2 separate regions of the Homo sapiens genome follow, and region 2 is linked to region 1. Evidence: chromatin loops called from intact Hi-C (ENCODE). Cell type or tissue: dorsolateral prefrontal cortex. All regions are shown on one strand. Each heading gives the region's core, and the rest is flanking DNA. Links, peaks and the distances in the headings are about the cores only. Region 1 overlaps LINC02597 (long intergenic non-protein coding RNA 2597). Region 2 has its middle 4.2 kb from the start of KCNS1.

What was found. A loop is a pair of places that touch in the nucleus more often than their neighbours do. Peaks named below come from ENCODE experiments on the same cell type or tissue, not always from the same donor. Only the 100,000 strongest peaks of a DNase experiment are listed, where the experiment ranks them.
Region 2: a loop joins it to region 1, with 13 times the contacts of the local background. A loop is called at or near these places in 1 of 110 quality-filtered maps.

Annotation. Positions count from the first base shown.
Region 1 is chr20:45,190,876-45,193,687 of GRCh38, reverse strand. It overlaps LINC02597 (long intergenic non-protein coding RNA 2597), which reads right to left. Exons shown (of 4, transcript NR_187568.1): 4 at 2,784-2,812. Among named protein-coding and RNA genes, the nearest start is that of LINC02597, 12 kb to the right of the region's middle. In dorsolateral prefrontal cortex, for the core only: no CTCF peak of the experiment used is centred there; DNase peaks (open chromatin) are centred at 349 and 1,519; H3K27ac peaks cover 2,404 bases.
Region 2 is chr20:45,103,875-45,106,686 of GRCh38, reverse strand. No RefSeq gene overlaps it. Among named protein-coding and RNA genes, the nearest start is that of KCNS1, 4.2 kb to the right of the region's middle. In dorsolateral prefrontal cortex, for the core only: no CTCF peak of the experiment used is centred there; a DNase peak (open chromatin) is centred at 1,645; H3K27ac peaks cover 2,000 bases.

The DNA of each region.
Region 1 (2,812 bases), core at 108-2,607:
TGTCCAAGATCCTACAGAAAGTTGGTAGCACAGATGGGGCTACATAGAATATAATCTGCGAGAAGAAAATACAAAGTGTTCCTTGCTCCAGGACTCAAGATGTAATGAGTGTGGGTGTTGTAGACATTTCTTGGCTTCTAAGCATAAGAATGTCATTCCTATTTTGGGGGAATTAACCACATAAGCCCTGAAATCCAGAGGCTCTGCCACTTTTTATAACAGAATAGGAAAGTCTGGACACTTGTTTTCCCTGCCTCCACTGAGAGACAACCTTATGTGAGTACATGCCGTGTTCAGATCATCAGATGCACAAACTCTGGGCTGCACTTGGGAGCTAGTGATAGTAGGAGGTGAAGATTCATTTCTGGGGCAGTTACAGCAATGGCAGCTGTATTTGACTTCTCAGAAGAGAAATGGAAATGATGGCCCATGCATTGAAGAGCATCTGGCTTTGGCATATTGGCTGAGAGATGTGTAACCTCCATCTACTCTGAGGTAGCACCAATGAGCTCCACAAAGGCCAATATCTGACTAATTTTGACTGTGATTCTGCATTCAATGACTTCTTTGTTTTTGCCTTTTCTTTTAACTTGAATTTCTAGGTTTCCTAGTGGTTTTGTGAACCAGTCAGATACTTGTATTTTCACAGAGCCAAATAGACTTCTTTGAAATTAAGAAGAAAATAATTGGGCAAGTCTTGCTAGGGAATGGTGTGAAGAGTTCCTTGGATTACTCCAAACCAACAACCACAGCTGGTGAAAGTTATTTTTATTTTATTTCTTTTAGATTTTATTTTTATTGTACATATTTAAGGTATGCAACATGATGTTTTGATATACATATACATAGTTAAATGATTACTGCAGTCAAGCCAACTGCCATATCCATTGTGTGATATAGTTATCTTCCTGTTATTGTGAGAGAAGCACATAAATACTGTCTTAGCCAGTTTCCAGTAGATGATACTAAGAGTTGAGTGACCTGGTGGCTTCTCCTCTGGAATAGCAGTGTAAGGAGATCCATGGAAATACCCTCAAACCAAACAATCATACTTGATAAAAGTTATTTTTTAAAACAGCCACTTGAAGTCTTTGGGAATTGTCTTAAGTGCATACATTTATTTTTAAAACTCTACTAAACCTTGAAAGAACACAGAGTGTCTACAGCATTTGAGTCATAACCCACTCTATACTTTCTATATCCTAGCTCAATATGAGGGAAGCTTCACTCAGGGCACATCTAGCCAAGTAATGGGAGAGTCTCTTTCCTCTCACTTCCCTTTAAAGGGTTATGATATCTCACCAGAGGCAAAAGGTTGCCAGCATCTCTCAAACCCATTCCAAGGTTGTATTGCAGAGATTCCAGGTGAGTGTGATGAAGAGGTACAGAGCTCCATTCTTCCACCCAACACTACTTGTAGTGGAGAGGTTCTATCCCAGGCATTGTAGGTCAAGAATGCTGAGACCCCCATAGCCCTCGGCACAGCTCATTTGCCAGGCAGAATTTTCATGCCAGTGAATGCCTGCCAACAACATCAGAGGATGTTCTGGCTCATGGTCAGAGCCCAGTTGGTAAAGCAGGGCTGTCACTCTGAGAAAAGTGAACCACTCTTTCCAAAACAGCTCCTTAGAAGGAACTCAGTGATTTTCCAAAAGTGAGAGGCAGGCTATAAGAATAGAGAGCTCCAAAGTCCTCCCTAAGGAACTGACAGTATTAGGAACAGAGTATAAGGAATATCCAGCCTAACGGCGCTCTTAAAAACTATGGAGACCGGGCGTGGTGGCTCACGCCTGGAATCCCAGCACTTTGGGAGGCCAAGGCAGGCGGATCACGAGGTCAAGAGATCAAAACCATCCTGGCTAACATGGTGAAACCCTGTCTCTATTAAAAATACAAAAATTAGCTGGGCATGGTGGCATGCAACTGTAGTCCCAGCTACTCAGGAGGCTGACGCAGAAGAATCACTTGAACCCAGGAGGCAGAGGTTGCAGTGAGCCAAGATTGCGCCACTGCACTCCAGCCTGGCGACAGAGCGAGATCCTGTCTCAAAAAAAAAAAAAAAAAAATGGAGATTTTAGTGGGTTTTAGTGATAAACAATGAAGAGTAAGTTGGAAGCCCATGAGATAAAAATCCAATGATTAATGAAATTGAACATACCAACTGATAAAGTAAGCATTTGAGGTTTTCCAGGAAAATATTGATGATAAATTGTCATGGGAGAGTTACCCATGACACATTTTAATTCCACCAAAATTATCACAAAAATATGTCAACATAATTAGAACATACATTAATGGTGAGAAAATGCACACATCTCAATGGAATAAAAGATAAACTCAATGCCTTTGAGAATTTTACAAATGATAAGGGCAGAATTCCACATCACTTAAGAAATGTTAGTAATTCAGCGAATGATGTTTAGACTGATTACCGGCAATTCAAGGAGTAAATACTGGATTTCCACTCCACCCATTATTTCAAAGTACGTTTTAGGTGGTCAAGGATTTAAACATAAAGATCGAACTATAAAAGTATTCAAAGTAAACATGAGACAAGTTTTGTAGAATATTTACACGTGAATGATTTTCTGAAGTAAATTAATATCATTAACTACAAGCAAATAAAAAGTTTTACAGGGAAAATCATGCATACAGTAAGAAAACAGAAATTTTTAAAATGTATAAACACATATGGTGGGAATAGAGATATTCTATAATATATTGAAAGAATTTTTAAAACACAATAAGGAAAATAGATCTTCTCATAGAAAAATAAACATAGACCATGAACATGTGGTTTATTAAAAAGTAA
Region 2 (2,812 bases), core at 150-2,649, 87 kb after region 1:
GATTCAACCCCAAGCAGTCTAACCATAAACTTTACATCCCTATTGACTACTCTAATTAATTACAATCGGTCTTTGAAGATTTCTCCCACTTAAGATTCCTCCCATTTGAAGATTCAGTGTCCATATCTGAAAAATGAAGATCACAAAGACCTAAGAAGGTTAAGTGACCAGACTTAATTCTAGACAACTGGAACCCAAGCCTGTTGATACACAGCTTATTGCCCTAGGTTTCTTTCCTCAAAGGCATCAGGAGGAAAATTAGGGGGTCACAGCAGGAAGCTCCCAGTTAAGCCAGTTAAGACTTGGCTGTCAAGAGCCCTGTGACTATCCTGGAGCTCTGAGTTCTGAGCTAGGTCCTTGGAATGGCAAGAGGTGACAGGTCACAGACCATGGCTTCTCTGGCTATAGGTAGCAGCATCTACACAGTCCATTCTAGATTCCCTGCTCAGCTTCCTGGCTAACTCACTCCCTGTTCCAGCAGTTCTGTGAGCTGGTCTATGCAGTGCCATCTCTGAGTTCAGCTCCAACCCAGTCAGCTCTATCTGTACTGCCTGTCTCCTCTGCCTTTCTGGAAAGTCTCCTAGGAGGCTGGTTCCTTTTGCAGACTCTAACCTTGCTTTCCTCCCTCACTTATTCAATAAATGTTTGCTGAGCACTTAATATAGGCTTTAGGCTGTGCTTCGCAGAACTCATGCACTAGTGGATGAGACAAAGCCCTAGCTAGAGAGTTGCATGACATATACCAGACTAGAGAGGTCTGGGAGGCTATGGGAGGCCAGGAGAGACCTAACTCAGCCTAGAAACCAGGCAAGTCTTCCTGAAGATGATATCTAGGTCAAGACCTTGAGTTTTAGCAGGAGCTAGCCAAGTAGAACACTTGTAATTATCCATTCTCCCCTTCTTCCTTACCAATAGCAGTGTCCCTGGTTAGAAATATTTGCCCCACCCCACCCCCAGGCTCTTGGAGTGCCAGTGACATTCCATATTTTGTCCTGGGTGGTAGTTACAATGGATACATACATTTATTTACAAAAAAATCATTCAGCTGTTGTGCACTTTACCATAGGAACAGTATATTTCAATTTTAAAGGTAAATTAAAATTTTAAAAATATGTTTCCTCTCCAGGCTCCCTTGCACCAAACAATGATCACGTGACCCAAGACTGGCCAATCAGAAGTAAGAAAAATCTACTAGGCGGGGCTACATGGCAAGCTATAGTTTTCCTAACTAAGGAGATAGACTTGGCCTTTTGTCTGTCATCCATTTACCCTGTGTCCTTCCTGGAACATGGCTGCTGCCACTAGAACAGCCATCTGGTGTCCTTGAGGATTGTCTTAGTTGGGTTCCCCCAGAATAAATCTTGAGATGAAGAATCATATGACAGTGATGCTTTGGAAATGTTTCCAGGAAAAATGGCTATAGGAGTACAGAAGTTCACCAGGAAGAGAAGAAGCCAGTGAGGATGTGAAATCCAGTGAAGTCCCACAGGGCAGTTCTAGAAACAAGAAATGTTTCTATAGATGGAGCACATACATTCTCAGGTACTTCAGGTTCTCCCTGTGCGGAGCCATAGCAGGCTCTGGCAGCCTCAGGAAAGCCCCAGATACCAGCTGTCAGGAGGAAAAACATACCAGGAGCCTGTGTGCACAAAAGCGGTAAAGGATCCCAGAGGAGCTGTGGGCACGAATGAGTCACATAAGAATGGTGGAGGAGGAAGTGACAAGGAGCCTGGGTCTTCAGGGCTATTCATGAGCAGCTGTACCTACCCTGGCCTGCCAAAAAAAAAAAAAGTAAACTCTTCTCTAGTGAAGTCACTGTAATTCCGTTTCTGTTCCCGCAGCTAAGTTAAATTCTAACTGATATGCAGGGTAAAGAAAGGGCAGGAGGAGTTGTTCATGGAGAGGGAACAGCATGTGCTGGTCCTCATCTCAATCCTGAAAGGTAGGTGTTGTTCCCATTTTACAGATGAGGAAGATAAAGATCCAAGAGAAGTGCTTGGCCCAAGGTCACACACCAGTTTAGTGGCAAAGGCAGGATTCGAACCCAGTGTATTCATTATCTATTGCTGTGTAACAAGGTTTCACAAATGCAGCAGCTTAAAGCAACACACATGTATTATCTCACAGTTTCTATGGGTCAAGAACACGGGCACAGTTTAACTGGGTCTTCTGCTTCAGTTTCTCTGCTTCACGAGACTGCACTCGAGGGGTCGGCCATGGTGGGAGTCTCATCTGAGCCTCAATTAGAGAAGGATCCACTTTCAAATTCACAGGGTTGTTGGCGGAATGTCAGTTCCTTGAGGACTAATGAAGTGAATACCGCAGCTCCTGGCTGGTTGTTGGCTGGAAGTCCTCCTCATTTTCTTACCTTTCCCGCCTGGCAACTTGTTTCATCAAAGCCAGCTGGAAGTCACAACCTTAAGTAACCTAATCAGAGAAGTGACATCCCATCACTTTTGCCATATTCTGTTCATTAGAAGCAGCTCAGTAAGGCCTGTCCACACACAAGGGGAGGGGATTGCACAAGGGCATGAACACCAGGAGGCCGACATCACTGGGAGACATCTTAGAAGATGCCCGTCACATCCAGGTCTACTTAATTCCAAAATTTTCTGTATTTTCTGCAAAATCAAGCTTACTCTGAAGGTAAAACCCCATGGATTCCAATGACTAAACCTGGTCAGGGACTGAGGGAGAATTTGGGGGACAGACCATCCATGGTACATGAAGGACAGGGATGCCCCGTCCTTCCCACCCATAAGGCCCACCTTCCCACTCTTGTGGCTCACAGATTCCACCAAAACTTCATTTA